Linked DNA regions of Homo sapiens: region 2 is linked to region 1. Evidence: chromatin loops called from intact Hi-C (ENCODE). Cell type or tissue: heart left ventricle. All regions are shown on one strand. Links, peaks and the distances in the headings refer to the core of each region. The heading gives the core; the rest is flanking DNA. Region 1 holds the start of SMIM41-AS1 (SMIM41 antisense RNA 1). Region 2 overlaps ANKRD33 (ankyrin repeat domain 33).

The links. Hi-C counts contacts between places; a loop is a spot of excess contacts. Peaks named below come from ENCODE experiments on the same cell type or tissue, not always from the same donor. Only the 100,000 strongest peaks of a DNase experiment are listed, where the experiment ranks them.
Region 2: it touches region 1 in a loop (2.8-fold over the local background); 2 of 110 quality-filtered maps call a loop at or near these places.

The regions. Positions count from the first base shown.
Region 1 is chr12:52,113,342-52,128,904 of GRCh38, forward strand. It overlaps SMIM41-AS1 (SMIM41 antisense RNA 1), which reads right to left and starts at 4,877. Exons shown (of 4, transcript XR_007063312.1): 1 at 4,552-4,877. RefSeq lists enhancers at 3,366-3,575, 4,939-5,178, 5,499-5,638, 5,649-5,708, 5,739-5,788. In heart left ventricle, for the core only: CTCF peaks have their summits at 6,867 (motif pointing left), 8,675 (motif pointing left) and 8,880; DNase peaks (open chromatin) are centred at 6,872 and 8,660; H3K27me3 peaks cover 1,681 bases.
Region 2 is chr12:51,890,527-51,906,089 of GRCh38, forward strand. It overlaps ANKRD33 (ankyrin repeat domain 33), which reads left to right. Exons shown (of 5, transcript NM_182608.4): 5 at 58-1,201. The coding sequence ends at 779. It also overlaps the pseudogene LOC102724178. Among named protein-coding and RNA genes, the nearest start is that of ACVRL1, 9.2 kb to the right of the region's middle. In heart left ventricle, for the core only: CTCF peaks have their summits at 1,513 and 4,598 (motif pointing right); DNase peaks (open chromatin) are centred at 4,615, 5,035 and 6,895; H3K27ac peaks cover 1,710 bases.

The DNA.
Region 1 (15,563 bases), core at 3,737-11,736:
CCTAGAATATTACTAATAATTAACACAGGGTGTACACCCCTGTGATGTTAGGAGTAACATCCTCCCAGGATATTACGAATAACATCAGAAGGTGTACACACATGGTGACATTAGTAGTAATATCCCGCTAGTATATTGTGAATAATATCACAGGGTATACACACCTGTGACATTAGGAGTAACATCCCCCTGGAATATTCTGAATAATATCACAGGGCGTACATCTCCTGTGACTTCAGGAGTATCATCCCGCTAAAATATTACGAATAATGTCACAGGGGTTTAGCCTGTGTAATATCACAGGGTGTACACCCCCTGTGACATTAGGAGTAACATCTTTCTAGAACATCATGAGTAAAAGTTATACCTCCCTCATATATTGTGAATAATATCACAGGGTGTACACACATTGTGACTTCAGTGCTAATATCCCTCTCATATACTGTGAGTGTATGAGAGTATTACGAATAATATCACAGGGGGTACACACGCCTTTGGTTTAGGAGTAATATTCCCCTAGGATATTACAAATAATATCGCAGTGTGTACACTCACTGTGATATTAGGAGTCCCATTTTCCTAGGATATTATGAATAATATCACAGGAGGTGTTCACACATAATGTGTACACCATGTGTGTACACCCAATGTGATATTTGAAGTAATATGTCCCTAGGATCTTACGAATAATATCAAAAGGTGTACACCCCATGTGACATTAAAAGTAACATCCCTTTTGGATATTCTGAATGCTATCACAGGGTGTGATATTAGGAGTGTGATATTAGGAGTAACCTCTTCATAGGATAACCCATGTGGTATTAGGAGTAACCTCTTCCTAGGATATTATGAATAACATCACAGGGTGTACACCCCTGTGACTTTAAAAGTAACACCCGCCTAGAATATTACGAATAATATAACAGGGTGTACACCCCTGTGACATTAGGAGTAACATCTCCCTAGGATATTACGAATAATGATGTCACTGGGGGCACACCCTCTGTGATATTAGCAGCAACATCTTTCTAGGATATTACGAATGATATCACAGGGTGTACACTCACTGTGATACTAGAAGGAATATCTCCCTAGGATATAAGCTATCACATCACAGAGTGTACACACATGGTGTACACCCACTGTGTTATTAGAAGCAATATCTCCCTATGATATTATGAAAAATATCACAGGGTGTACCCTCTGTGGGATACTAGAAGTAACGTTTACCAATATCGCAGCAGGTGTACAACCCCCGTGATTTGGTTTTTAACATCCAGGGGGCACAGGATGATATTACTCCCCATGTTGCAGGGAGTGTACACACCCCTGTGAAACTCTTCCTAATATCCAGAGGGCGACAAGATGATATTACTCCCAATATCGCAGGGGGTGCACACATCCTTGTGAAACTCTTCCTAATATCCAGAGGGAGAGAGGATGATACTACTCCCAATATTGCAGGGGGTGTACACAGCCTGTGATACTCTTCCTAATATCCAGAGGGAGAGAGGATGATATTACTCCCAGTATCACAGGGGGTGTACACAACCCTGTGATATTGTTCGTAATATCCAGAGCGAAAGAGGATGATATGACTCTCAATATCGCAGAGGGTGTACACCCCTCCTCTAATATTGTTCTTAATACCCTGGGAGGGAGAGGATAAGATTACATTGAATACCACAGGGAATGTACACCCTCCCCCTCTGATACCCTTCCTAATATCCAGGGGAAGAGAGGATAATTTTACTCCCAATAACGCAGAGGCAGTACACCCCTGCTGTGATATTGTTCCTAATATCCAAGCGGGGAGAGGATGAGACCTCTCCCAATATCGCAGGGGTGTTCACATCCCCGGTTACATTTTTCCTAATATCTAGGGGAGAGACAATTAGATGACAGCAAATGTCGCAGGATCTGTACATCCCTTCCTGATATTGTTCCTAATATCCAGCGGGGAAGAGGATGATATCAAACATCAAAGGGGGTGTATGCCCCCCCTACGATATTGTTCTTAATATTCATGAGGGGAGACGATGATATTACTCCAAATATTGCAGGGGTTGTTCACACCCCCTGTGATATTGTTTCTAATATCCAGGGGGGAGAAAATCATATTACTTCCAGTATTGCTGGTGGTGTATACCCCACCTGAAATATTGCACCGAATATCCAAAGAGGGAGAGGATGGTATTAATACCAATATCGAAGTGTGTGTACACCCCTTGTGATATGGTTTTTAATATCCAGGGGACGGGAGGATGATATTAGTCCCAACATCACAGAGGGTGTACACTACCCCTGTGATATTGTCCCTAACTTCCAGAGGGGAGAGGATGGTATCACTCCCAATATCTCAGAAGTTGTACATCCCCCGTGACATTGTTCGTCATATCCAGGGAGGCACAGGATGACATTCCATTGAATTTTGTGACAGGCGTACACGCACACTGTGATATTGTTCCTAATATCCAAGAAGGGAGAGGATGATACTTCTCCCAATAAAGCAGTGGGTTTACATTACCCCTATGTTATTGTCTCTAATATCCGGGGGCGGGGGGAGGACAGAATAACATTCCCTCAAATTTGGCAGGTGGTTTGATGCCCCTTGTGGTATTGTTTTTAATATCCAGTGGGAAAGATAATAATACTATTTTTGATAGTCCGATTCATCCGCTCCACCTTTCCGGAACTCTGAGGCTGGTACGCGGCATGCCGTTTCCATGTGATGCCCGATACCTTCGCCGTCTTCTGTACCAAGTCAGCCACAAACGCAGGCCCGTTATCTGAGCTGATCCGTAAGGGCAGTCCAAATCTAGGAATCAGATCTCGAAGAAACACACGGGTTACTTCACGAGCTTTCTTAGTTCGTGTTGGATAAGCCTCCACCCACCCAGAGCAGGTACACCCAAGAACTAGTAAATACTTCTGACCTCCACACTTTGGCATCTCTGTGAAGTCTACCTGGAGATCTTCAAAGGGGGCTGCTCCATAAGCTTTTATGCCGGGCGGAACGGCTGGACCTTGCCTCGCATTGTGCTGTCAGCAGGTAACACACCGCTGTGTCACCGTTTTGGCAAGGGCTGACAAATGCGAGATGTAGAAATACCAGCCTAACAACTTTTCCAGTGACTCTGACCTAGATGGGTGGTTTCATGCACAGCCAGTACAACTGCAGCTCCTAGCAGCTGTGGCACAGCTACTCTCCCATCTGGTAACCGAATCCATCCTTCCTCCATCACTTGTCCTTCCCTCTACCTGGAGAAAGTCCTTTTCTTCTTTAGAATAAGTAGGTACAAGATCAGGTGCTTGAGGGAGCAGAGTGGCTGTGACTGATTGCCGGAAGGGGGCAGATGCTGCTTTTCGAGCCTCTGAGTCAGCGCGGGAATTCCCCAAACCCAGCAAGGTGGAAGCTCGCTGATGTCCTCTGCAATGCATACCTGCCACCTTGTGGGGTTTCCATACTGCTTCTAATAATTGCAAGATTTCTTGTTGATATTTTATGTCTTTTCCCCCAGAGTTCCATAGGCCGTTTTCTTTCTATAATGCTCCATGCACTTGAAGGGTTAAAAAGGCATACCGAGAATCAGTGTCAATGTTTACAGTCTTACCTTCATGGAGTTCTAAGGCCCAAATTAAAGCAATGGGTTCAGCTTTCTGGGCTGAAGTGCCCTGGGGCAACGATCTGGCTTCAACAACAGTGTACAGGGTTACCACTGCATACCCTGCACATCTCTCTCCTTGTAGGTTGATGAAGCTGCTCCCGTCCACGTGTAGTTCCCAGTCTACTGATGCCCAAGGCTGGTCCCGGAGGTCAGATCTACTAGAGTCAACTGAGTCAAACACTTCTACACAATCATGCCCGACAGGGCTCTCTGATACTGGGAGCAAGGTGGTGGGGTTTAGGGTGTTCCAAACTTCAATGGTTATACGGAGATTTTCACAGAGCAAACTTTGGTACTTGGTGAGTCTAGCATTCGTTAGCCAATGATGTCCTTTAGTATTCATTAAAGTCAACACAGCATGGGGAGCCTTTATGTTCAGGTTTTGCCCAAGAGTCAGCTTATTTGCTTCTTGTACTAGCAGGGCAGTTGCTGCCAAGGCCCTCAAACACAGGGGCCATCCTTTAGGAACCCCATCTAGTTGTTTAGAGAGGTAGGCCACTGGCCTCGGCCAGGGCCCCACAGTTTGGATGAAAACTCCAACTGCCATCTTTTCTCTCTCTGACACATACAATGTAAAAGGCTTTGTCAGATCGGGTAGCCCCAGGGCTGGGGCTGACATAAGTTTTTTCCTTTAACTCATGAAAGGCTTGCTGTTGTTGAGATCCCCATTCAAAAGGTTCCCGGTCCCCCACTTTGTGACCTCATACAAAGGCTTGGCTAATACTGCAAAGTTTGGGATCCACAGTCTACAAAACCCCACAGCTCCTAAGAATTCTCTCACTTGCCTTCTGCTCTTAGGCTCCAGTAGATTGCAAATGACCTGCTTTCTTTCTGATCCCAGGCTGCATTCCCCGTGTCGGATAGTAAATCCCAAGTAACGTACCTGCTGTCGACAGATCTCAGCTTTTTTCTTGGACACCTTATACCCACAGTCCTCCAGGCGCTGGAGTAGGGCATCCGTTCCCTTGGCGCACCTGACTGCCGTGGGGTGTCTCAGCAAAAGGTCATCAACGTACTGGAGCAACACGCAGCCTAGGTCTCTGGTGGGAAGCTTCTGGAGGTCTGTAGCCAACGCCTCCCTGAAGATGGTGGGGGAGCTCTGGAACCCTTGGGGAAGCCGGGTCCAAGTGTACTGAGTAGTGATACCTGACTCCGGATCTTCCCACTGAAAGGCAAACAGCTTCTGGCTCTCGGGAGCTAATCTGATACGAAAGAAAGCGTCTTTCAGGTCCAAGCAGGTGAACCAGCTGTCCTCAGCTGGCAGCAATCCCAACAACGTGTACGGGTTAGGTACTGTTGGATGTAAAGTCACTGTAGCTTGATTAACCAAGCGCAAATCCTGTACCGGCCTGTAGTCCTTGGTCCCTGGCTTGGGAACAGGCAGGAGGGGAGTGTATACTTGGCATGAAGTACAGCAAATGGAAAAACTTAAATTTTAAAAAAAGAAGAGGTGGGTAGGATGAGGCCAGGCGCAGTGCTTGTAATCCCAGCACTTCGGGAGATCAATGGTGTGAGCCAGTCTAAACCTCCATCTGTGACCTGAAGCTGGCCTATGGGCTGCCGATTTTTGACCTCTGATGACTGACAGGGCTGTCTTCAGTTTCAGTTCCCTCCTGAGCATCAGAGCCATACACAGAACAGCCTACCAGATGCTTTCACTGGGATGTCCTAAGACCTCTCAGTTTCCATGTGTTCAAAACCACACTTGTCATCTCCAAGCTGATTCATCGTGGGTTTCTGTTCCTAGTGATGATACATAAGCACCCCATTGCCCCGGCCAGACCCCCAGGAGACCTCCAAGGCCCTGAGCATTCCTTCCCCTCTTTCAGTGGGTCTCCATGATTTCTTGGCTCTACTCACTTGTGGCATGCCAGGTCTCACGAACGCAGGCCTCCATAACAACTGTTTCAGTACTGGCTGAGTGGTTAAGTTAAATATTAAATAGCCAGTGCCCTGACAATCCTAGAGTCCATGCCCTCCCCATTTCTTTGCCTCCCCATTTCAGGCCCCTACCCTCCCTCACCTGGACCATCTTCACAGCCTCCTAACTGGTGCAGCTATTTACATTTGAATTAATTAAAAGGGGCCAGGCTCAGTGGCTCATGCCTGTAATCCCAGCACTTTGGGAGGCTGAGGTGGTGGATCACCTGAGGTCAGGAGTTCGAAACTAGCCTGGCCAACAAAGTGAAACCCCCGTCTCTACTAAAGATACACAATTTAGCCGGGAGTGGTGTCGCGTGCCTGTAGTCCCAGCTACTTGGGAGGCTGAGGCAGGAGAACTGCTTGAACCCGGGAGGTGGAGGTTGCGGTGAGCCAAGATTGCACCACTGCACTCTAGCCTGGGTGACAAAGCAAGACTCCGTCTCAAAAAAAAAAAAAATTAATTGAAAGGAAATAATGTTTAAAAATTAGTTCCTGCGTCTTACTAGCCTCATTATTTCAAGGGCTCAATAGCCACACTTCCTTACTGCAGAAAGTCCTGTGGGAGCATGTTGCCCTGTGATCATGTTTACTTTGCCTAAGCCCGCCCTGGGGGTCATTTCCCTCCTGCTAGAGTCCAGTCTCCTTGGTCCAGGTTACCTCCCCGCCCTTGTCACCACCTCACCCTCCTGCTGCCCCTCCTCCTGTTTGTCCTCATGTGCACCCTCTCCAGCCACTTCCACCTGGCTGTCTCTACCTTCATGCTCTGGGGCCCTTGGCCCTGAAGCTTGAAGCGCCTCCCGACACTTTGTTTACCGGCTCACCCCAGGCTCAGTTCCAACAGGGCTCACTTGGGGTTTGGTAGCACCCCACCCTCCCCCATGCACCTGCCTGCATCACCCGCACACGCGGGATGCCCTTGAGGGCTCCCTGTAGCACTTCCCACCCTGCTGATAATCTGTCCCCCTCTCTGGGTGAGGTCCAGCTGCGCTTCCTTCCTGTCTGCACTCTCCAGGCCTAGCTCGGGAGGCGGCACTCAGGGGTGGGGCTGGGGTTGGGGAGCTGATGGGAGCCCGCATCTTAAGAAGTGACTCAGGGTTGGCCGCAGATTTTCATTTGCGAGGAAGCACCTCACTCACTTGGGGCTAAGGAGTGAAGGGGGCTTATCAGCCAGAGTAACTGGCCAGTGCAGGGCGGTTTGACTGCGCTCTGGGGTGTTGGGGTCTCCTGTTCCAGGCGGGCGTGGTGCAGCCGCCTGAGGCTGGCGCCCCCGTGTGGCCCTAAGAGTATAGCCGCTCCCAGGGCCTGGGCTACCTGGTGCAGGTCCCTGGCGGGAGGGAGAGACTTTGGGAAGCTCTCCCAGGAGGGCGAGGAAGCAACTAAGAAGCCTACATCAGGCCGGGCGCAGAGGCTCACGCCTGTAATCCCAGCACTTTGGAAGGCCGAGGAGGGCGGATCACGAGGTCAGGAGATCAAGACCACGGTGAAACCCCGTCTCTACTAAAAATACAAAAAAAAAAAAAAAAAAAAAAAAAAAAAAAAAAAAAAAAAAATTAGCCGGGTGCGGCGGCGGGCGCCTGTAGTCCCAGCTACTCGGGAGGCTGAGGCGGAAGAATGGCGTGAACCCGGGAGGCGGAGCTTGCAGTAGGCCGAGATGGCGCCACTGCACTCCAGCCTGGGCGACAGAGCGAGAACCTTGTATGCGCAACCTAGAGCCCATGGAGGAGTCAGTTCCCAACAAAGACGTGGATCGCTTGGGGAGGTGTGTACACCAGAAGTAAAATTAGGGATGTTACCAAGGAAAGGAGGAGTGGTTGTGTTACCAGAAAGGGGTCCCAATCCAGAACCCAAGAGAGGGTTCCTGGATCTTGCACAAAAAAGAATTCAAGGCGAATCCGTACAGTAAAGTGAGAGCAAGTTTATTGGGAAAGTAAAAAAATAAAAGAATGGCTATTCCATAGGCAGAGCAGCCCTGGGGGCTGCTGGTTGCCCATTTTTATGGTTATTTCTTGATTATGTGCCAAACAAAGGGTGGATTATTCATGCCTCCCCTTTTTAGACCATACAGAGTAACTTCCTGTCATTGCCATGGCATTTGTAAACTGTCATGGCGCTCGTGGGTGTACAGCAGTGAGGACAACCAGAGGTCACTCTTGTCACCATCTTGGTTTTGTGGGTTTTGGCTGGTTCCTTTACTGCAACCTGTTTTATAATCAAGGTCTTGAACAACTTGTATCTTGTGCTGATCTCCTATCTCATCCCGTGACTCAGAATGCCTTAACCATCTGGGAATGCAGCCCAGTTAGGTCTCAGCCTCATTTTACCCAGCCCCTATTCAAGATGGAGTTGCTGCGGTTCACACACCTGTGACAGTTGGCTAGGAGGAAAAGGAGGAGTGGCTGGTTGCTGGGGAGGATCTGTCTACTTTCCCACAGGTGGTTAGCCGGGAGGCAGCAGCAACCCTGCCCCCAGGTAGGAGTGGGTAAAAATCCGAGAGGCACCCCCATTCTTTCCCTCCTCCAGCCTCGGGGAGGAACAGTCTCTGCCCACAGCTACTTAATGGAGAAGTTTGGGGAGGTGGTGGCCCCCACTCGCCGTCCCCCCAGCTCCAGCCGCACTGGCCTCCATCTCCTCTGAGCACGCTGCCCTCGCCAGCCTCAGGGCCCTCTGAGGCTGGGCATGGCCTGGAACACTTGCCCCGAGGGTCCCCTGCCCATGCTCCCTTACCCGTGCTGTGGGTGGCTGGGGACCTGTCTCAGCTTAAACATATCCCATATAAGCTCTCAAACACTCTGAAAGGGTGACCAGGGCGTTGCAGAGCCCGCTAGGTTCTTCACAGGGAAGCTGTGAGTCCAGGAAGGCCAACCGCGCAGAGCCCTTCTCGCATTCTGGTTCCAGCAGGCCCTCGGGGACCAGGAAGCAATAAAGGATTCTGGACAGAGTAATGGGGACCTCCGGAGCAGCACAGGCGCCTTGCAAATGTGGAAATGCTCTTTTCTCAATCTCATTAGTCTGAACTTCTAGTCCCTGGGAGATGCTCTGATGTCCGCCGCAGCTGGAGCCACCTGGCAAGGAACCGGCGGGACCGTCGCGCCCTCTAGTGGGAGGTCCTGAGAAGGAACCAAATGCCAGAATTCGGTTCATTGTGGCCCCAGGACCCCCCACCCCTCTCTCCCTCCAAGACCCCACCCCTCTCTCCCTCCAAGCCCCCTCCCACGGTGCTGCTGAGGACCGGCAACAAGGAGTTGCCTCTTCTTCCCCTACCCTCCACTTGCTGAGGCCTGGGGTGCTATTTAGAACCGCAGGACTCAGATCTGACGCTGATGATGAAGGAAGGTGAAGGTGAAGGAGGCTGGGAGCAGGGTGGTTTCCTGACGGGCAGGGAGAGAAGGAGGGAGTTGCTGGGGGGTGGGGAGACCCCGAGAGCAGCTGGAGTGGGGATACTGTGGGTAGGGAGTCACTTCCTTGGGAAGGCCCGGGATCTTTAGGTACATTTTTGCTTGAAACTCAAGGGAAATTCCAAGTCAGTTGGGACTTTAACAGTTTTTTCTCAGAAGAGGAATAATTCCCTCTTGAAATTGCTCAAACATGTCAGTAAAGAAATGTGCATGCCTGGTAAGTGTGTCCTCGGGAGATTTAATGGATGCAGTGGCAAAGGGAGCCCGTGGCACTCATCTTCTTCCACTTTCCAGCAGAGAAGGTGTCAGCCTGCTGAGTAGCCAGGAGGTTTATGGGGCAATCTACGGCTCTAGAGGTGGCAAAACAGCAGTGGGAGAAATAAACCAGAGGACATATACAGTGGTGACAGAGACCAGGTCTTCTGATGGTGCCCAGAGAACAGAGAATTCTGCCAACCCCCCCCTGGGAAGAAAAGGAAGGTTCCAGCTTCCCAGGAGCTCCAGGAGCACAGATGACGGTTCCTTCATGTGTGCTGGGCACAGTGTCCCAGCCCTCAGTACCCATCCTTCCTCCTTCTACATGTCTTTATGGACTGCTGAGATGAGAAAGCCAAATGCACTTCCCAAACTCCCTGCAGCTAGAGCACACTGGGCGCCTCTAATAGACAGTGCTCGGCTGGATTTGGTGTGGTGAAGGCCATCTTCCTGCCGCTGCTTCTGCTGACCAGCAGGGTTGTAGAAAGTGGTTGTGGCCTTTGAACTCTGTGTTCTAGTGTCTGGTCACGAGTGTCCTGGGTGTTCTGGCAGTTATGGTGGCGGCAAAGGCAGTGCAGTGATTATTGATCCGCAGATGGCAGCATGGTGGTGGGTGGGTGTGTCCTCGAGCTCAACAGTCCCACTGGAAGCCTCCTGCCTATCCAGCTGCCACCCACCACCCACTCCTGTGATTTTACAAGCACCTGATTTCCTGTGCCCCACTCGCTCCCACTTTTTTTTTTTTTTTTTTTTTTTTTTACCTAGAATGGTTTGTTTCTGCACTGCTGAGGCAGTAGGTACACAGCAAAAGCTGGCTTGGATGGATAAAACAGGATGTTGAATCTACTTCTAAATAGATCTTTGGGACCATTGGCCGTAAAAGGGAGGGCCACAGTGGACTGGCGGTAGGAAGTAGGAGGAACCCCAGAGGTGCAGGGCTGGATGGAGTCCTGTGTGATAGAAGCCAGTGTGAGGCAGGAGGGGAAAGTGTAGTTGGGGCATAAAGCAGAAGCTCCTGGGAGGAGCAGCCTCTGGCTAAATGGTGACATTGGCTGAGTTGACCTTCAGGACCTTAGACTCTCCTTCTCTCCTCACTCTTCCCAGGATCCTGTCAGGATGGACTTTTGGTAAACACACAATGGCCCAGGTGTTCCATCCTCCCTCAGCCAAAGCTGCTCCTTGCAGAGGCCTGGCGAGCCCACTGACATGGAGGCAGAAGGGGCGTCAGGGCCCAGTGCCGACTCAAGGGTGGTGGTGGGAGAGGGGCTGGGAGGAGCTGCTTTAGAATAAAAGTCCCCTCCAGATCAAAGCCTTTGATCTCTTGCTGGGAATTCCAAGCATCAGCTGTGGGAAGGGGAGTTATTTTTTGATGTTAGGACACGCTGAAATCATAGACCTGAGCTGGCTAAGGAGAGACCTCAAGAGGGAGTCGCTTATGGTGTTATGGAGCATGGAAGTTTAAAACAAGCTCCCGCATTCTTTGACACTCCTCCCACGGAAGTGGGGTCTATGTCCCCACCCCTTGAAACTGGGCAGGCTTGTGACTGCTGCCACCAATAGAGCACAGGGGATGCAAGGCCAAGAGACTTCTTCCGTTTTTTTTTTTTTTTTTTTGAGACAGAGTCTTGCTCTGTCGCCCAGGCTGGAGTGCAGTGGTGCGATCTCGGCTCACTGCAAGCTCTACCTCCTGGGTTCACGCCATCCTCCTGCCTCAGCCTCCTGAGTAGCTGGGACTACAGGTGCCCGCCGCCATGCCTGGCTAATTTTTTGTATTTTTAGTAGAAACGGGGTTCTATCGTGTTAGCCAGGATGGTCTGGATCTCCTGACATTGTGATCTGCCTGCCTCGGCCTCCCAAAGTGTTGGGATTACAGGCATGAGCTACCGTGCTCGGCCCTTTCTTCCATTTTTTTGAGACAGAGTCTCACTCTGTCACCCAGGCTGGCATGCAGTGGCGCGATCTCGGTTCAGTGCAACCTCTGCCTCCCAGGTTCAAGCGATTCTCCTGCCTCAGCCACCCAAGTAGCTGGGGCTGCAGGCGCCTGCCACCACACCTGGCTAATTTTTGTATTTTTAGTAGAGATGGGGTTTTGCCATGTTGGCCAGGCTGGTCTTGAACTCCTGGCTTCAAGTGGTCTGCCTACCTCAGACTCCCAAAGTGCTTGGATTACAGGCATGAGCCACAGCGCCCAAAGGCCACATGACTTCTAAGTGCAGGTCGTTAAAGGCCAGGCAGCTTTGGCCTGGGTCTCTCGAAATGCTGTTCTTCAGGTGTCCCTCTCTGACACTCCCTCTGAGAACCTCACTGCCAAGCTATGAGAAGCCATGGGGAGGCTCCCTGGAGGTGCTTCAGTTGACAGTCCTAGCTGAGCCGTGGTCCCGTCCAGATATGGGAGTGAAGAAGCTGGAGCAGTGAGTCCAACCCAGCCGTCCCAGTCACCCCCAGTCATTCCAGTGCTCCCAGCTGAGGCTCCAGGCTTCACCCCGTCACACCCTACACCCAATTCCAAACCCCTGACCTCCCCAGACTCTGCAACATAATACAGTGATGGCTGTTGTAGTCCATGATGTTGGAGGTGGTTCAGAACACAGCAGCACCTCAGTGCAATGTGGGGTCACTGTCCCTGCAAGAGCCCTGCTGTGGGCTGGTTGCTGACTCCAACATCAGTGGGTTGTGGTGGGGCCCGGCCCCTGTTAGAGTCACATTCCCAGATGCACCTTCTGAGATCTGCCGAATGTGTGGCTCACTTCCCCTCCACTGTATGTGCCACCTTCACGTGGCAGCCGGGTCACAAGTGGACCCCATCACAAGGCTAAGTGTCTTCACCCGGCTCTGCAGAAATCCCACGACTGCAGTGTTTTGTGATGTTTAGGAAGACCTCACTGAGAGGTGCGGAAGGCAGCCTCCCGCCATTGTTCTCACCGGTCTTCCCTTCCCCCCTTCCCCCTCCTTTCCAGCCCCCAACACCCCGTCCCCACTGTTTCTCCCTTTATAATGCAAAGGAGCTTCCCTCTGATTCCTGGTCACAGCCTGCCCTGCAGACCTTAGGTGCTGGCCTGGCCTCCAGACAGGCTTATCCAGGCATTTCCCCACAAATAGGGCCTCCACCGCTAACTGCGCAGGCAGTCTCTGCTTGGCTGAGCAGGTGAACAACAGGAGCCAGCTCTCCCAGGGGAGCAAACACCATGCAGCTGGCAGGCCTGGATTTGGGACTGGCTCCACCAGCCATTGCTATTGAGCCCTCAGGCAGATTTGGCCATTCCTCCGAGCTTCAGTTTCCCTATCTGTAAAACAGGGATGGTGTTAAGTCCCTTGTGGGGGGCTGTTCTCCCTCTGGGAGTGTTGGTAGTGGAGACTGTGCCAGGAAGACATGCAGGTGGACACAGTGCTCAGGTGCCAGCCAGGTGGCCCTGGGGGAAGGCAGTGGCATTTCATTGGTAGCTCCTGGGACATGAGCTCATCTATAGACTTGTCTGTTGCATTAGAGGCTCAAAACAACAGTGGTTTAAACAACATGGAAGCTTGGACTTCTCTCACATAATAGTCTTGGCAGGAGGCTTTCAGGGCTGGAACAGCAGCTGCACAGGGCCAGTGCCTCAGGCTCTTTCCGTCTGGTTGCTCTGAAGGCTGATGGACAAGTTTGATCTGAGATGGCCAGCCACCACCTCCTCTGTGTTCTAGCCAGAGAGAGGGGACGAGGCAGGGAGAGGGTGTCCCCAGCTTATCACTTCTACTCCCCTCTTGTTGCTCAGGACTCAGCTGTGTGACTCTCCCAGTCTCCAGGGGTGCCAGGAAGCACCACAGGCAGCCATGTGCCCAACTACAATTAGGGCTCCATGACTTCTACAGAAGCTAGGGGACAAAAGAAGTGTCTGCCACTTCTTTTGATTGAGGGACCTGCCTGGATCATCCACCCACCCACCCTTTCCAGTCACCTCAGCTGTTGAGGGTGGGGCAGGGGCTGAATTACAGAGATAGAAAGATTGTGTCCCTGTTCTCAAGGGACAACCAGTTCCTGGACTCAAGGGACAACCAGTCTCTGGACTTAAGGGACAGCCAGTTCCTCGGCAAACAAAAGTGGGTGGAGGGTGTTCGGAGCAGGGCTTTGAAGGGCTGAACTGTCCAGCCAGCTGCCGGGTACTCCGAGTTCTGGCCCTGACCAGACCCTCTGCCCTGGGAGAGTGTGTCCTTGGACCACGCTGGCCTCTCTTCTGGAGGACTCTGCATCCCTGAGGTTGTTGGCGTGGTGTCCTCTGTGTTGGTCAACAGTCACATGAAGTATGCTTTCCTTTTGCTGCGAAAGTGATTTTTCAGGCCATAACCAATCCATCGCATCCCTCAGCGTTCCTTACAGGAAGGCCCAAGTGAGCCAATTTTATGAGAATGTATTGTAAGGGGAAAACTTTGTCCCTGCAGAGCAAACAGTCTGCTTCCTGCAGATAGTAATGGATCAGATTTCTTCTTCCCCTTGGCTGCCTCGAGACGTAATCATGGCATCTGTTGCCGCTCGGGTCTGCCTTTTACAGTCTCTGTTTTCTGTGGCCTAGCATTTTACATCTTTGAAGGATGTTGCCTCCTACATTCTCAGTCTATCATTACGGATAAAACAGAAAATGAGGGAAGAAGCAGACCTGGTGGCCACGAGGGGTGGTACCATTGCTGTGCATGAGTATCGGCATTGTCTGTAGTCTCCCAGCAGCCGGGGCAGAAAGGGAGGGTTCACAAGACTTTCTCCGCAAGAAGGAAGCAGAGCAATGTTGTGAGGGAAGCGAGGCAGCAAGCCCTGAGCTTGTGGTAGAGGCCCCTGCAGCAGTTTCGGGTGCAGAGAGACCAGGAATCTGGGCACTGATTGCAGTGCCACCAATCAGAAGCTGTGTGACCCTGGGGGAGTCACTTAACCTCTCTGTGCATCAGCATAGTAATAGTAACTGCTATATGGGTGTTGGAAGAGTTGGATGTTTAAATTAATGCACGCAAAGGGTGAGAATAGAGGTTGGCACTTAGTAAGTGCTCAATAATTGTGAGCTTGCATTATGCTTGTTATGGATGGAGGAAGGATTGGGGGAGGGGTGAGTATTATGGAGACTTCTAGCTCCATAAGTGTTGATACAGTGTTGATAAGGATTTGGGAACCCAACAAAACCTAGAAGGCAGAGCGTGGGGGTAATAAGCTGTGTTTTGTCTCACTGAAGGTGGAGATTGGGATTCACGGGAATGGAGGAATTCAGGGTGGGGGCTCAGCTGCTTGGCACGGGCATGTCTAAGGTCTTCCTCACTGTGAGCAGAGGGGCATCCCTGGGGACCTTCTCGATCCCTTTTGAGGCAGGTCTGAATTGAGTATATGCTGACTCTTTGGTTTTGAGAGCCTGGGGCAACCTTGATTGAGGGTGGGCCCAGGCCCATAAGAAAGTAGCCTGGCCCTTCCACATGAGGACACACTGGCAACGGGACAGTTTCTTCAGAAATGGTCCCAGAGGATTTTAGGGAGGGCCTGGCAAAGGCCAGATCTCCTCTTAACCACCTGTGACTGTTGGACTATTATTATTTGGATGTGAGATGCAAGCAGGAGCTCTAAAGATCAGAGACGCTGGGACCTCTGAGATCACGGGGGAAGGTGGGAGAGAGAGAGTGGGGAGATGATCAAGAGAAGCTGAGAGGAAGGAACACCAGGAAACATCTGAAGTGATGAATGTTTATTTTGATTGTGGTGACGGTATCACAGTGTATGCATATGTCCAAACTCGTCAAATTGCAGACGTTAAACATGTGCAGGTTTTTTTTTTTTGTGTATCAATTATTTCTCAACAAAGCTATAAAAATGAACTGTTATACATCAGTAAGACAAAGATGGACAGCCCACTAGGAAAGTCTGAGAGATTTGAACAGGCACATTACAAAGGATAATACCCAAATAACCAATAAGGATGAGAAGTTGTTCACCCTCACCAGTTACCAACAAAATACAAAATAAAATCACAATGAGGCCGGGTGTGGTGGCTCATGCCTGTAATCCCAGCACTTTGGGAGGCTGAGGTGGGTGAATCACTTGAGGGCAGGGTTGGCCAACATGGTGAGACCCAGTATCTACTACAAATACAAAAATTAGCCAGGGGTGGTAGTGGGCGCCTGTAATCCCAGCTACTCAGGAGGCTGAGGCAGGAGAATCACTTGAACCTGGGAGGCAGAGGTTGCAGTGAGCTGAGATTGCGCCACTGCATTCCAGCTTGGGTGACAGAGCGACACTCTGTCTCAAAACAAAAACAAAAACAACAAACAAACAAACAAACAAACAAACCTCCCACAATGAGATAGCTAGCTCTAC
Region 2 (15,563 bases), core at 1,392-9,391, 230 kb before region 1:
TTCCACAAATCACCAACCCCTATCCCGCCCCATGTCACCCCCTGTGCTCCTTCCCAGGTGCTGACCTGACAGCAGTGGACCCTGTTCGGGGCAAGACGGCCCTGGAATGGGCAGTGCTGACCGACAGCTTCGACACCGTGTGGAGGATTCGGCAGCTGCTGAGGCGGCCCCAAGTGGAGCAGCTTAGCCAGCACTACAAGCCCGAGTGGCCGGCCTTGTCCGGGCTCGTGGCCCAGGCCCAGGCCCAGGCCCAGGTTGCCCCTTCACTCCTAGAACGGCTGCAGGCTACCTTGAGCCTCCCCTTTGCCCCGTCTCCTCAGGAGGGGGGTGTTCTGGACCACCTTGTGACTGCCACAACCAGCCTGGCCAGTCCCTTCGTCACCACTGCCTGCCACACTCTGTGCCCTGACCATCCACCTTCGCTGGGCACCCGAAGCAAGTCCGTGCCAGAGCTGTTAGGTACTGCCCCGCCCCCTCCCCTGGTTCCCCAGTCCCCGCCAGGGAGTCCCCAGAGGTCCCCGTGGGTCTTCGTCCCCTACCAGAGCCCTCAGGGCATATTGAGCAAGTGCCTTCAGTGGCTACAACCCAGGGATAGCACCAGCCCCAGGCCCCAAGTCCCCAAGATCCTCCTCTCCAAGGCATCCTCATCCTCCCACCAGTGCCAGCCGAAGCCCAGTCCTTCAGGACACCAAAGTCTGGCCCTTCCTCTCTGGCGATACCAGGAGCTCAGGATAGAGAAGAGGAAACAGGAGGAGGAGGCCAGAATGGCACAGAAGTAGGGGAAGATGGGATAGGACAGGCTGGGAACAGGTAATCAGGCCCCTCCCAGGGCTTCTTTCCCCTCTGGAGTGCCTCCGGCCTCCCCATCCACCTCTGCCTAAGTAAATCTGCTCTCAACCTATATATATACAAGGTCATTCATTCTAGCATTGTTTGCAAGAGTGAAAGAGTGGAAACACCCGAAGTGTCCATCAGTAAGGGACAGGCTAGATTGATTACGGATGTAATTGCTGTCCATCCATACAGAGCATACTCTACAGTGTATTCTAAAATAAGACTAAGGAAGCTGTTTATATTCTGATATGAAACTACCATCAAGATGTATAAAGTAAAAATAACTAAGGAGTGGAACAGTGTATATGGCATATTATTATTTGTCGAAGTAAAATTTTCACGAAGATAAACATGACTAAGACAAATATATAGCGAGTACTAAGATTTATTTAACTACTTAATGAGTGAACCAGCAGGATAGATCAAAAAAAAAAAAAAGAAAAGAAAAGCCATTATTGACAATCAGTGAAAAAATGAATGCTAGAATAAGATTGCAAAGTTAGACACAAAAAAGTTAATTGACACCTGGCAATAAAGCCATAACCATTTTTATTTTTTTCTACTAGACCAAAATAATTTGCCACTTATCAATCTTTAACAGGTTAATCTGTCTTTTTAGAGAGCCTGGGTCCTTATCAATAGTAAATATTAATAGCATGTCAAACAAAGTTAACTTCCCCTAGATGACCCATAGGTGGGGTTATTAGCCAATGATCTAAAATATATTTGAAAGGGCACTAACTTTATTTTTTGGCCTTATTTACAAGTTTTGGATATTTTTCTCAAACTTTTGTTGTGTAAATATATTTGCTTGTATGTTTATAATAATGATAGCAACTACTTAGAAGGTGCTTACTATTTATAGTAACACATTTAACCCTTCCAGTAATCCTGAGGATTTTATCTTTGAGGATATGAGGCACAGAGAAGCTAAGGAATTGCCTAGGTCCCACAGCTAGACACTGGCAGGGCTCAAGATTGAGATCTAGCCATCCAGTGTGGCCTCCAGGCTTTAACGCTAACCCCCAATGCGGTACTGGAGCATCCCTGGGAAGAACACAGTAGTGTTCTCCAGAAAAGGACTGAACAGATTTATTCAGATTTCCTTAATTTTTTTTTCTTTTTCTTTTTCTTTTTTTTTTTTTTTTTTGAGACAGAGTCTCCCTCTGTTGCCCAGGCTGGAGTGCAGTGGTTTGATCTCGGCTCACTGCAACCTCCACCTTCTGGATTCAAGTGATTCTCCTGCCTCAGCCTCCCGTGTAGCTGGGATTACAGGCGTGCGCCACCATGCCCAGCTAATTTGTGTGTTTTCAGTAGAGACAGGGTTTCACTGTGTTGATCAGGCTGGCCTCAAACTCCTGACCTCAAGTGATCTGCCTGCCTTGACCTCCCAAAATGCTAGGATTACAGGGGTGAGCCACTGCACCCAGCCCTAATGTCCCTTTTCTATCCCAGGATTCTATCCAGGATCCCCTGTTACATTTCATCATCACATCCCCCAGAATCCTCTTGACTGTGACAGTTTCTCCGATTTCCCTTGTTCCTCATGATCTTGACAGTTTTGAGTCATATTGGTCATGTATTTTGTGCATGTCTCTCAATTGAGGTTTGTCTGATTTTTTTTGTTGTTGTTGGTGGTGTGTGTGTGTGTATTTTTGATAGAGACGCAGTTTTACCATGTTGCCCAGGCTAGTCTTGATCTCCTGAGCTCAAGTGATCCGCCTGCCTTGGCCTCTCAAAGTGCTGGGATTACAGGTGTGAGCCACCATGCCTGGCCTGTCTGATGTTTTTCTTATAATTAATGTAAGACTGGGTCTTTGGGTTTTCAGAAGGGAAAATTCCACAGAGGTAAAGTTTTTCTCACATCATGTCAAGGGAGGCATATAGTATGAACATGACTTATCACTTGATATAGACCTCAATCACCTGGCTCAGGTAGTTTGTCAGTTTTCTCCACTGTAAAGTTTCTCTTTCTTCCCCCTCTCTGCACTGTCATCTTTGGAAGGAAGTCTTATACAAGGTCCACACTAACAGAGTGGGGAGTTATACACCATCTCCTTGAGGGTAGAGTATCTAGATAAATTATTTGGAATTCCGCACAGGGCGTTTTGACTTTCTAATTATGTCTACCAAATTTTGAAACATTAAAAAATAAATCCACTCTTTGAATAGGGAAAATACACCCCCCCAAACACACACACACACTGAGAAGAAAATGACTAATAGGGTCAGATAATATATGATTTCTCCCAGAAGAGCTCTGAAGGCCACTATGGTGGACTGGAAGGGACTCAAGGGTAACTTGATCCTGAATAAGGCACTTAAATTTCTCTTGCCTCGGCTTTCACATCTGTTAAATGGAGAAAATGGGGGCTATTGGAAGGATCCACTAGCTAGTATGGGTGAAAGAGTTCCATAAACTGTAAAGTACTATCAAGAGGTGACGTATTAAGGAAGAGCCCCGGGGAAGTGAGTTGGATTAAACAGCTTCAGGGCCTCCAGGATGGAGCTAGATTTCTTTCCTCCCCACCCACTGCTGAAATCATGGCATAGGAAGCCAGCCTTGGCATTGGACATCATAGACAGAGAAAGAAGCTACATCGATAGTCGTGGATCAGCATCGTGGCAAAATGCCTCCCTGGGAGTTGGCCTGTGACCTTGGACAAGTTACTTACACTTTCTGAGCCTCACAGGTGTCACTTGCAGAATAGAGGTAAGAGTAACATGTTCACCATAGGGCTGTTATAAGAATTGAATGAGATGACGCAGCACTTGGCATCATACCTGGCTCTATCTATCTGTATCTATATCTATATATTTTGAGATATGGTCTTGTTCTGCTGCTCATGCTGGAGTGCAAGGTTGTGATCATAGCTCACTGCAGGCTTGAACTCCTGAACTCAAAGGATCCTCCCGCCTCAGCCTCCCAAGTAGCTGGGACTATAAGTGTGTGCCACCACACCTGGAAAACTTTTTAATTTTTTTGTGGAGATAAAGTCTCACTATGTTGCCAAGGCTGGTCTCAAACTCCTGGGCTCAAGCGATCCTCCTACCTCAGCCTCCCAAAGTGCTGGGATTATAGTTGTGAGCCACCACGCCTGGCCCATTTTCTTTTCTTTCTTTCTTTCTTTTCTTTTTTTTTTTGAGATGGAGTCTCATCTCTGTCACCCAGGCTAGAGTGCAGTGGCTTGATCTCAGCTCACTGCAACCTCCGCCTCCCAGGTAGCTGGGATTACAGGCATGCGCCATCACACCTGGCTAATTTTTGTATTTGTAGTAGAGATGGGGTTTCACCATGTTGGCCAGGCTGGTCTTGAACTCCTGACCTTAGGTGATCCACCCGCCTCAGCCTCCCAAAGTGCTGGGATTACAGGCATGAGCCACCGTGCCCGGCCTCTGTTTTCTTATTTAATCTGCACAGCCTTCCTATTTTGCAGTTGAGGAAATTGAGGCTATAAAGTTTAGGCAACTTGCCCAATGTCACCAATTGGTAAGTGGCAAAGCAGTGCTTGGAGCTCAAGTCTGTGAGATTCCAAAGCCTGCGCTCATTCCACTGTAGCACATGGCATCTGCTTGCAGCCAGGGAGGATTAAACTTTGAGCCTCTGATTCTTTGAGCCTCTCCCTCCACCTCCAACCTGCTCAGGGACGACTACTGTACCTTCAAGGCCAGGGAACTAGCCCTCTGTGGTTCCCTAGGCCCCTCTGTCCTGGCCGTGGTGGATCTGGTGGAACCCACATTAATGCCTGGGTTCCAGGTTGGAGCATGTTTTCCAGCAGAGGGAGCCTCTCTGCCTTGGAGAAGACCCACCCTTCCAATCCCTGGCCATCTCCAGGACAGCTAGAGTCCCCGGACTTCACTCTAGCAACTCCCCCTCCCATGCCAAGCCATTTCTCTCTAATCCTCTAATAGGTCCTGACAATAGCCTTCCCTCCCCCTCCCAGAACCCTTTCAGGCTGATCAGAGAGAGAGAAGCCTTGAGGCCTGGAGTTGCTGTGGCCTGTGCCTCCCAAAGTCAACCTCTCCTCTAATATCCCTGCCTCCCCCTCCCTCATCACAGCTCCTGAGGCTTCCGAACTCAGTCCCTGTCAGCAGAGGCCAAGAAATCCATAGTGAGGCCCCTGGCTGTGCAGAATGCAGGCACGGCAAAGCCTTTGGAGTCAGACAGACCTGGGTTTCAGTCCTGGCTCTGCCTCTCCCAACCTGAGTCACCTCATGTGTAACATCAAATGATGAGACCACAATTGCTGCCACCCAGGGCTGTCTGTAGCCCAAGCAGTGAGGGGTCTGAGAGGCATTGGGCACCGCCTGGCACATGGTCAGGGCATGGTGGGTCAACAGCAGCCTGGGATTGTACCTGAGCAGCAGTGAGTAAGGGAACAGCCCAGGGTGCAGCTACATGGAGGAGGCTGGCGGATGTGCCCTTGAGGCCCCATGGCCTCCCCTGTGATTCTAGGAAACTATTCTGGTGGCCCAGGAAATGAAAACACACATCTCTGCATCCCCCACCCTAGGCCCACTCCCAGCCCACCTCATCACCACAGTGCTGGCGGCTGGAGGAGCTGCTCCCGGAGTGTACACATGTACACCCTCCACCTGGAAGGCAGAGGGCTCCTATACCTGGGACTGCAGAGTTGGCTGTCCCGACACACACTGGGATGTCAGCCAGGCTTGTGTGGACTCCTGGGGAAGCCTACTCACTCCCGTGTGGGCAGGGACCATGTCTGTGTCCCTAGCCTCTGGCTCAGCATGGAACCCATCCCAGGCTCAAAACATGTGCATAGGGAAGAACCTTGTTCAGGCTCCTCTAAGGTCCTGGATGCTCAGGGGGTCCTTTATCATCTCCCTCCTTCTCTCAGGGGCCGCTCTTATCCATGGACTGGCAGTGGGCATTCCAGGGCATGCCCCAGGAAACCCCTTGCCAGGAAAAGGCAAGGGAGTACATATATGTAGGGAGGACAGAGGACAGATGGGGACTCACTGGTCTGTGTCCTCTTTTCTCCATACTGGGGAACCTGGACAGGATGCCCCCTCTCCAGCAGTCACACTTTCCAAGTGGTTGGGACCACACATGCGTCTTCTACCACATCAACCACCAGGCCAGCCACACCCTTACCCTGGCCCGTCTGGACCTTCCACCTATCAGATCTCAGCTGGTCACACCGAGAGAGACCTAATTGGCCACAGCTCACACAGAAGTTTACATCTGCTCTCCTCTCTCCTTTCCCACAGGGAGACCTTTTCATCCCTAAGGAAAATACCCAGATCTGAAGGAGAGGGCTTGAGGACAAGGTTTAGGCCCTCCTCAACACCCCAGCTCCTGCCAACTTCTACTCCAGATGGTTAGAGAGACACATGCAGACAAGCCATCAGCAACGGGCTTAGAGGCACAGACATCTACACAGGCCCATTGGCCCACAAACACCCAGTTGCACGTAACGAGGCTTCACATGCAGGCACACATATACACACTTGTTCACACAGGTGCACAAACACTCACTGACCAGGAAAAAATAAAAACAGGGCCCCCTTTTCCCTAGATTCCTGACCCATGCCCTGCTCTGCCCCCTCTGCCCCACAACACCGCATCCATTGCCCCAGCCATCCAGCTCCAAAAATTGCCTGTGTGACTGGTTGGAGTTTCATGGTCCATCTATCTGAGCAGGAATTGGGGTGCTAGGGGGGCCCAGGCCCTGCCTTTAAGTCCTCCCTTCAGAGCTTGGTGTCCTCCTTAACTGTGAAAGGCCATGATCCCTCCAAGGGAGAGGAGAGCAGTGAGCAGGTCTAAACCTCACTCCTTATTTGTTCCTGTTTACTCCAGACCCGCCTTGGATACCCCGACCCCTATTTCCTACATCCATGCCAGTGCCCTGCTTTTGGGGGACAAGGGGCAGAAGCCTGTGGATTTGGGGGTCCTGGAAATAAGCATTCACCTGAGGGCCCTCAGTCCCAGGCCTTCTGGTCCTGAGAAGGGCAGAGCCTGGGCACGGATGCTGGAGGGGTGGGAACGGGGCAGAATTTATGGCATTTCCCCTCCAGCTGGAAACAAAGGCAGATTCCTGTGTCCAGCATGAGCAATCCGGTCCCACCCACCAGAGTGGCTGGAGCTGAAGGAAATCCCGCTGGCTCTGACCTCTCCCAGACGTGCAGCCCCACTTCCAAACATTCTCTCTCAGCCGGGGCCATTACCTACTCTCAGATACTGGGGATCTTTTCTGGTCCACACTGGGGATGGTCACCTTAATGCCTCAAACTCTCTCCCCATGCAGTAAGGGTTCTCTCAACACCACCCAAGAGCCTGCCAGGCTCCCACCCCCTTGCCAGTCAACTCTGCCCTTCCTCATCCAAGCAAACTCAGACCTTGCTGTTCATTGGAATGGGGAAGTCTTGATGTCTCCAGGACCTCCTATGCCATCTGGAATGCTCAGCACAGCCGTCAGAGCATCTCCACCTTCAGGAGTTCCAGCTGAACACCCCCCATAACAAGATGGTTCATCTTAGATGATTGACATGTCTTCCCTCATTGCAGCTCAGGGAAGAGCAGGGTGCCGCTATCCTCAATCAGTACAGTCAAGAGATACTTTCTAATACCATAAATAGGAACTAGAGGTTGGGCTATATTACTTAAATTTATACAATAATAATATAATGATCAATAATTAGAGGGAGAGGAGGCCAAGGTGGGAGGATCACTTAAGCCCAGGAGTTCAAGACCAGCTGGGCAACATAGCAAGACCTCATCTCCACAGATAATTAAAAAATTAGCTGGGCATGGTGGTGCATGCCTGTAGTCCCAGCTACTTGGGAGGCTGAGGCGGGAGGATCACTTGAGCCAGGGAGTTTGAGGCTGCAGTGAGCCATGACCTCGCCACTGCACTCCATCCTGGGTGACAGAGTACAGAGTGAGACCCTGTCTCAAAAAAAAAAAAAAAAAATTAGAGAGAGACAACCTAAATGGCCTAAATCCTGAACCTTTTAAATCTAGAGATAGCAGTGTACACATATTACTGAGGGTTTGTTGAAGTAAATGTCAGAAAAACTAGTATTTGGAACTTTGAGACAAGGGTTGGCCCTAGCAATGCGGTCTGGGGATGGGTACGGTTGCTTCTCATTATAAACTCTTCTGCAAAGTTGTATTTATTTTACCCTGAACTTATTTGGGATTCTTTTAATTTTTTTTCAAAACAGCTGCCTCCTCCTTTGCAGCCTCTTCAGGGGCTATATTCATCTGTATCATAACCTCTCATGCAGCCAGTAGTAGAAAAGGCAATATGTATTATTCGTCTTTGAGCAGACAAGGAAATAGAGGCTCCTCCACTGTGTATGGCCAAGCCTCAGGTCTCCTGACTCCTGGTTCAGTGCCCTTCCTCCTATCCCACACCTCTGCCCCTCCTTCCACACAAACCAGTGTCCCTGTGGGTTTTACAGCCGGCTGGTTAAGGGCTTTTGCACATAGTTTGCTTAGTTTGAGAATGTGGTAGAGAAGGAATTATCAACCCTTTCCTACAGGAATGAAAACTGAGGCTCACACACAGGTTTTCCAACTCCAAGTCTGAGCTCTTTCCACTAACTCTCCTCTTCCTCAGTGCTGAGGCCAATTTGGAGGGTGACAGTTACAGCCTATGGGAAGCCTGCAGGGAGGGGCAATGCACAGCTCACTGCACTGCCAGGCAGGCAGCGCTAAAACAGCTTCTCCACAGAGACCAGGCTTCAGGCCCACCCACCTCCATGCCATCATGTGGACACCGTCCAACCTTAAGACTCTGCTGCCCTGACGTGGCATCCCTTCCTCAAGAGGTTCCATCCTGAGAAGAGTCATCCTGAGGGCGGGGGGTGGGCGGGGAGTGGACGAGACCATCTGGAGGAGATCTGGAAGAGCTGGAGAGGAAGAGGAAGATGACTTGGCGGCTCAAAGTCTGGGAATCTACCAGCCTCTTCCTGAGTCTCGGGGCAGAACTCTGGCTACCCCGCATCCTCCCCAAACCTAGGCACCAGCCAAACTGTCTTTTTTACCTGAGTTCTAGTGACCAGTTCTGGGACCGGGTAGTATTCCCGAATCTTAGAGCCAAAAGAGAGCATATAAGGCAGGCAAGGACCTTCAGGATTGTCTGGTCGAAACCTCTCAGTGTACAGAGGAGGAAACTGAGGCCCAGATAAATGATTCGGGCCTGGAACCCAGGCCCCACGTCCCACAGTTTATGCTCTTTCAGGACACCATCATGCTTTCTGCCCTGAGCTAAAGAAGACCTAGAGAAGTCATTTCTTCTCCCTTTTCCTCCAGGCAAAACCCAGACTCCATTTGCCCACAAAACTGGTCACTCTCCTATGTGTTGAAGAGATGGATAAATGGAATTTGCAGACATCTGTCCCACTTCTCCCCTAATGGAGACCCACAGTTCTTCCTCCTTGGGTACCCTGTTCTACTGTTTTCATGTTTCTTGTGTTTAAAAAATCCCTAGGTTGGCTAGGAGCAGTGGCTCACGCCTGTAATCCCAGCACTTTGGGAGGCCGAGGTGGGAGGATCACTTGAGGTCAGGAGTTCGAGACCAACTCCTGACCATGGCCAACATGGTGAAACCCCGTCTCTACTAAAAACACACAAAAAATTAGCCGGGCCGTGGTGGCTCATGCCTGTAATCCCAGCTACTTAGGAGGCTGAGGCAGGAAAATTGCTTGAACTTGGGAGGCGGAGGTTGCATTGAGCTGTGATAGTGCCACTGCACTCCAGCCTCCAGCCTGGGCAACAGAGCAAGACTCTGTCTCAAAAAACAAAAAACAAACAAAACAAACAAAGAAACAAAAAATCCCTAGGTTGTCTCATATAATTCTCCCACCCTGCAATTTCAATGGAGCAAAGCCCATCTCATGCCCTGCTAGTTTTCCTCCCTTGCTGTTTCTCCTTACCCTCCCTGGTGCAGAACCAGCTGTATAATTTGTGAGGCCCATTGCTGAATGAAAATGCTGAGCCCTTTGTTCAAACATCATTAAGAATATTAAGAGGCGGCTCAGCACGCAGGCGCAGGGCCAGGCGCCTCCCGCGGCCAGGGGCGGGCAGCCGCAGAGCAGCACGCTGGGCCTTGGCTCCGGTAGCAGCAAGTTCGAACCCCGCTCCTGCTCCGCTTCGGTTCTCGCTCCTCGGCCCTTGGGCCTCCAAACACCATTTCCTGGCAGTTCGTTGCGCATTGCGCTCTCCCCGCCACCAGGATGCCAGTGACCAAGAAGGATCTGGCGGAGGACGCGCCGTGGAAGAAGATCCAGCAGAAGACGTTCACAAGCTGGTGCCACGAGCACCTCAAGTGCGTGAACAAACGGCATTGGCGCTGACCTGAGCGACGGGCTGCCGCCCATTGCGCTGCTCGAGGTGCTCAGCCAGAAGCACATGTACCTCAAGTACCATCAGCGGCCCACCTTTCGCCAGATGCAGCTCAAGAACGTGTCCGTGGCGCTCGAGTTCCTGGACCGTGACAGCATCAAGCTCGTGTCCATCGATAGCAAAGCCACTGTGGATGGGAACCTGAAGCTCATCTTGGGTCTGGTGTGGACGCTGATCCTCCGCTACTCCATCTCCACGCCCGTGTGTGAGGATGAAGGGGATGATGATGCCAAGAAGCAGATGCGGAAGCAGAGGCTGCTGGGGTGGATTCAGAACAAGGTCCCCTACTTGCCCATCACCAACTTTAGCCAGAACTGGCAAGACAGCAAAGCCCTGAGAGCCCTGGTAGACAGCTGTGCTCCAGGTCTGTGCCCAGACTGGGAATCCTGGCACCCACAGAAACCTGTGGATAACGCAGGAGAAGCCATGCAGCAGGCAGATGATGGCTGGGTGTCCCACAGGTCACCACTCCTGAAGAAACCATTCACCCGGATGTGGACGAACACTCAGTTATGACTTACCTATCCCAGTTCCCCAAAGCCAAGCTCAAGCCAGGGGCGCCTCTCAAACCCAAACTCAACCCGAAGAAAGCCAGGGCCTATGGCAGAGAATTGGAGCCAAAGAAGCCGACGACCTGAAAATGCCAGTGGGCACAAACATAGAAAGTGCCAACAAAAGCTGCCCTGTCCAGCCAGAAGACCAGGAAAGAGCAGCCCAGTGAGGCAGAAAACTTTTAAACAATCACTGCTCTGCTCCAGCTCCACACCACAGAAAAAACTGTGCAGTCCCGCACTTACACCCGCAAAGGTGAAAGGGGAGCCTAGACTTTGACCACAGTCTAGCAATAAGGAAGCCACTCCCCGGGAAGGTGTCAGTAGAGGCCGTGGAGGAGCAGTAATGAGGCACTCCTACTCCCTCCAGCGGAACTCCCACCCCCACATGCCAGTAATGAGCATCAGTGGAGGTTGAATGGAGAACCTAGACTTCCTCCCCCACTGTTAGTAACGAGATGTGTACCCTCTCCTCCCCTGCCAGAATGGTATCATAAAACGCCAGCTACAACAGAACATTTACAGAAGACTCAGAGTTTCATTACATGATACCTCAAATATCCAGTTTCAAAAAAAAAAAAATCACTTGTCATACCAAGAACCAGAAAGATCTCAAACTGAATGAAAAACACAGTTGATGCCAACGCGGAGATGATAGAGATGTTAGAATCGTATGACAAAAATTTTAAAGTGGCCGTTAAAAAAAGGCTTCAGTAGCCGGGCATGGTGGCTCATGCTTGTGATCCCAGCACTTTGGGAGGTTGAGGCGAGTGGATCGCCTGAGGTCAGGAGTTTGAGGCCAGCCTGGCCGACATGATGAAACCCCATCTCTAGTAAAAAATGCAAAAAATTAGCCGGGCGTAGCTGGGTGCCTGTAATCCTGGCTGCTTGGGAGGCTGAGGCAGAAGAATTGCTTGAACCCAGGAGGCGGAGGTTGCAGTGGGCCAAGGTCAGGCCATTGCACTCCAGCCTGGGCAGGAAGAGTGAGACTCCATCTCAAAAAAAAAAAAAAAAAAAAAAAGGCTTCAGTAAGTAATTAAGAACAATCATGAAACAAATGAAAAAAATCAAAAATCTCAACAAAGAAATAGAATGTCCCAGCAAAATAATAATAAAAATTTAGGAGATACAAAGAACCAAATGGACATTTTAGAACTGGAAATTGCAGTAACTGAAATAAAAACTCATTGGATGAGCGCAATAACAGGGTGGAAGGACAGAGAAAATAATCCTTGAACTGGACAAAAACTGGTTGTTTTGTTTTGAGATGCAGTTTTGCTCTTGTCGCCCAGGCTGGAGTGCAATGGCGTGATCTCGGCTCACCGCGGCCTCTGCCTCTTGGATTGGGGTGATTCTCCTGCCTCAGCCTCCCTAGTAGCTGGGCTTGCCGGTGCCCGCCACCACGCCCGGCTATTTTTTGTGTTTTTGGTAGAGATGGGGTTTCACCCTGTTGGCCTGGCTGGTCTCAGGCTCCTGACCTTAGGTGATCTGCCCACCTCAGCCTCCCAAAGTGCTGGGATTACAGGCATGAGCCACCGCGCCCGGCTTCTATAAGTTTTTTTCTATGTTTAAAACTTTTAATTTCATTTTTGTACTTAATTTTTTTTTTTTATTAAACACACACATTAGCCTAGGCTTACACAGGGTCAGGATCATCATTATCACTGTCTTCCACCTCCACATCCTGTCCCACTGGTAGGTCTTCAGGGGCAGTAATGTGTGGAACTGCTGTCTCCTGTAATAACAATGCCTTCTGGAATACTTCCTGAAGGACTTGCTTGAGGCTGCTTTAAAGTTAACTTTTTTAAAAAATAGAAGATGCACACTCTAAAATATAATAATAAAAAGTATAGGATATTAAATACATAAACCAGTAGCATTGTCATTTATCATCAAGTATTGTTTATTGAACATAGCTGTACATGCTGTATACGTTTCTATGGCTAGCAGCGCAGTGGGTTTGTTTATACCAGCATCAGCACAAACACATGAGTAATGCGATGCGTTACTACGACGTCAGTAGGCAACAGGAATTTTTTGGCTCCATTTATAATCTTATGCGACCATCATTGTATGTGTGGAATATTTTTGACTGAAACTTCATTATGCAGCAAATTACTATATTAGCAAATAAAATTGAGCTATATATAATGAAGAAGTACACATTATAACCAAGTGGGTTTATTCCAGGGATGTAAGGCCTGGTTCACTATTAGAAAATCAGTCAACATAGGCTGGGCACGGTGGCTCACGCCTCTAATCCCAGCACTTTGGGAGGCCGAGGCGGGTGGATCACCTGAGGTCGGGAGTTCAAGACCAGACTGACCAACATGGAGAAACCCCTTCTCTACTAAAAATACAAAATTAGCCAGGTGTGGTGACAGGCACCTGTAATCCTAGCTACTAGGGAGGCTGAGGCAGGAGAATCGCTTGAACCCAGGAGGCAGATATTGCAGTGAGCCGAGATCACGCCATTGTACTCCAGCCTGGGCAACAAGAGCAAAACTCTGTTTCAAAAAAAAAAAAAAAGAAAAAGAAAGAAGAGAAAATCAGTCAACATAATCTACCGTATTAACAGACTAACAAAGAGAAATTACACAATTCGTATCAGTGGATGCAGAAAAGGCATTTGACAAAATTCAATAGCCATCCATGATAAGAATACACACACACACACAAAAGAGGAATGGGGGAACTTTCTCAATCTGATATAGAGTGGCTACTACAAGAAACTTACGGCTAACATTATGATTAATAGATTGAGTGTGTTCTCCTAAGAGAAACAAGGCAAGGATGGCTGTTCTGTTTTGACCACTCTTATTCAACATAATGCTAGAAGTTTTAGCTAGTGCAGTCAGGTAAGAAAAGGAAATAAAAGATATGCATATTGGAAGGTAAGAAATAATACTGTCTCTATTTGCAGATGCAGATGACTGTCGATGTAGAAAATCCCAAAGAATCCATGAGGGGTAGAAAACCCAAATACCTCACCCCCTTGAATAAGTGAGTTCAGCAAGGTCACAGTATACAAGATCAATATGTAAAAATCGATTATATTTCTATATAATTTAATGAACAAATGGACACAAAAATTAAAAATAGCATATCCTGTTTATAATTGCTTTTAAAAAGTATAAGTGTAACAAAACACATAAAGGAGTTAAATGCTGAAAACTACAAGAACACTGATAAATAAAAGAGACCTAAATAAATGGAAAAAAAATATATCATTAAGAATTTTAAGATGGCAATGACAGCGCATTAAACCAAGCATGGGGCCCTGTGCATCTGCACAGGTCACACTCCCATGAAGCCAGCCCCGCACTAGTATCAAGAGTGATGTTTGAGTCTGGGTGGGGTGGCTTATGCCTGTAATCTCAGCACTTTGGGAGGCTGAGTGGGTGGATCAGCTGAGGTCAGGAGTTCGAGACCAGCCTGTACAACATGGTGAAACCCCGTCTCTACTAAAAATACAAACATTAGCCAGGCGTGGAGGCACGCATCTGTAATCCCAGCTACTTGGGAGACTGAGACAGGAGAATCACTTGAACCTGGGAGGCAGACCTGAGATCACGCAACTGCACTCCAGCCTGGGCGACACTGTGAGACTCCATCTCAAAAAAAAAAGAATGATGCTTGAACTTAATACTCATAGCTGGTCCTGAAAGGTGAAGGTGTCCATTGCCCTGCCTTCCTGACAGACTCCATGTCACCCACCTTCCACAGATGAGAATCTGCTTGAGGTTTCACCCCACACAGAATCTCCAGGCCTCTGCTTCCTGCAGTGTTGGGAAATCCTTCTGAGTATCTAAATCTAAATCTTTGTCCTTTGGGCCTGTTTCCTCTTGTTCTGTCCTCACTGAATATGGGGAACAGCTGGTCCCTCTGAGTAATTAATTCTTGTAGACTTGGACACAGTCTGTAATTCCTTTTCCCTTTTCTCATTGGGATGACTCTCCAGGGCTTTCTCCAACTCTGGATCTCCAACTCTGACACCTCCCCCAGGTTCTCTGTGTGCTTTGGAAGGCATGGGGTTCACAAGAGCCCCAAAGAGCACCAGTCAGGGGCCAGAGGGCTCAGTGCTCTGGGGAGATGGGGAAGATTCCAGCACTGATGAACAGACTCCAGCCCCCCCTGGGTCCTCTCTTCCAGCTCCCAAAATGTACTCTATTTTTATCTGTTTCACGAACGCTGGTCCAGATAGTCTTCCATCCCCCACTGACTGTTAGAAGTGACTCTCAGCTTTTGTCCATCTCGAAGTTTCTGTGCTCAGTGTGCCTCTCAGACTAAAGGCTTCCTTTGGGAAGCCCCGACTCTCGCTTCTCAGGACAGAGATCCAGGGGTTGGGGGAGGAAAAGGTTGACCAGAAGCCATAGCGGAGCAGGGAGAGAGAGTGTGAAAGACAGACCCGCGGCCAGGCTCCCAGTTCTCCAGCTCGTAGAGGGCCCAAGTGGCCGCTATAATCTGAAAGAGCAGATATCGTAATCCCATAGTACTTCCTATTGGCTGCAGGACACAGTTCTGTCCTGACACTGAAATTTGGGTGTGTCAGGGTTCTGGGAATTCACAACGCTCACAACTTGTGAAGCAGCTGTGGGGTGGGGGATGGGGAGGGTTTCAGCAGAGGAAGTGAGGTCAGTCAATAATTGATGCCTGTCTGAGCTTTTAGCCATTATCTCCCCCAGCCTCTATTCCTGTCAAAAGGTGGGGCGGGGCAGGAGGAGGGGTCCCTGGCTCATCTTGTAGAATCCCCATATTAGAGTAAGACACCTTAGAGGTCTACTCCTGCTTCTAATACCCACGTC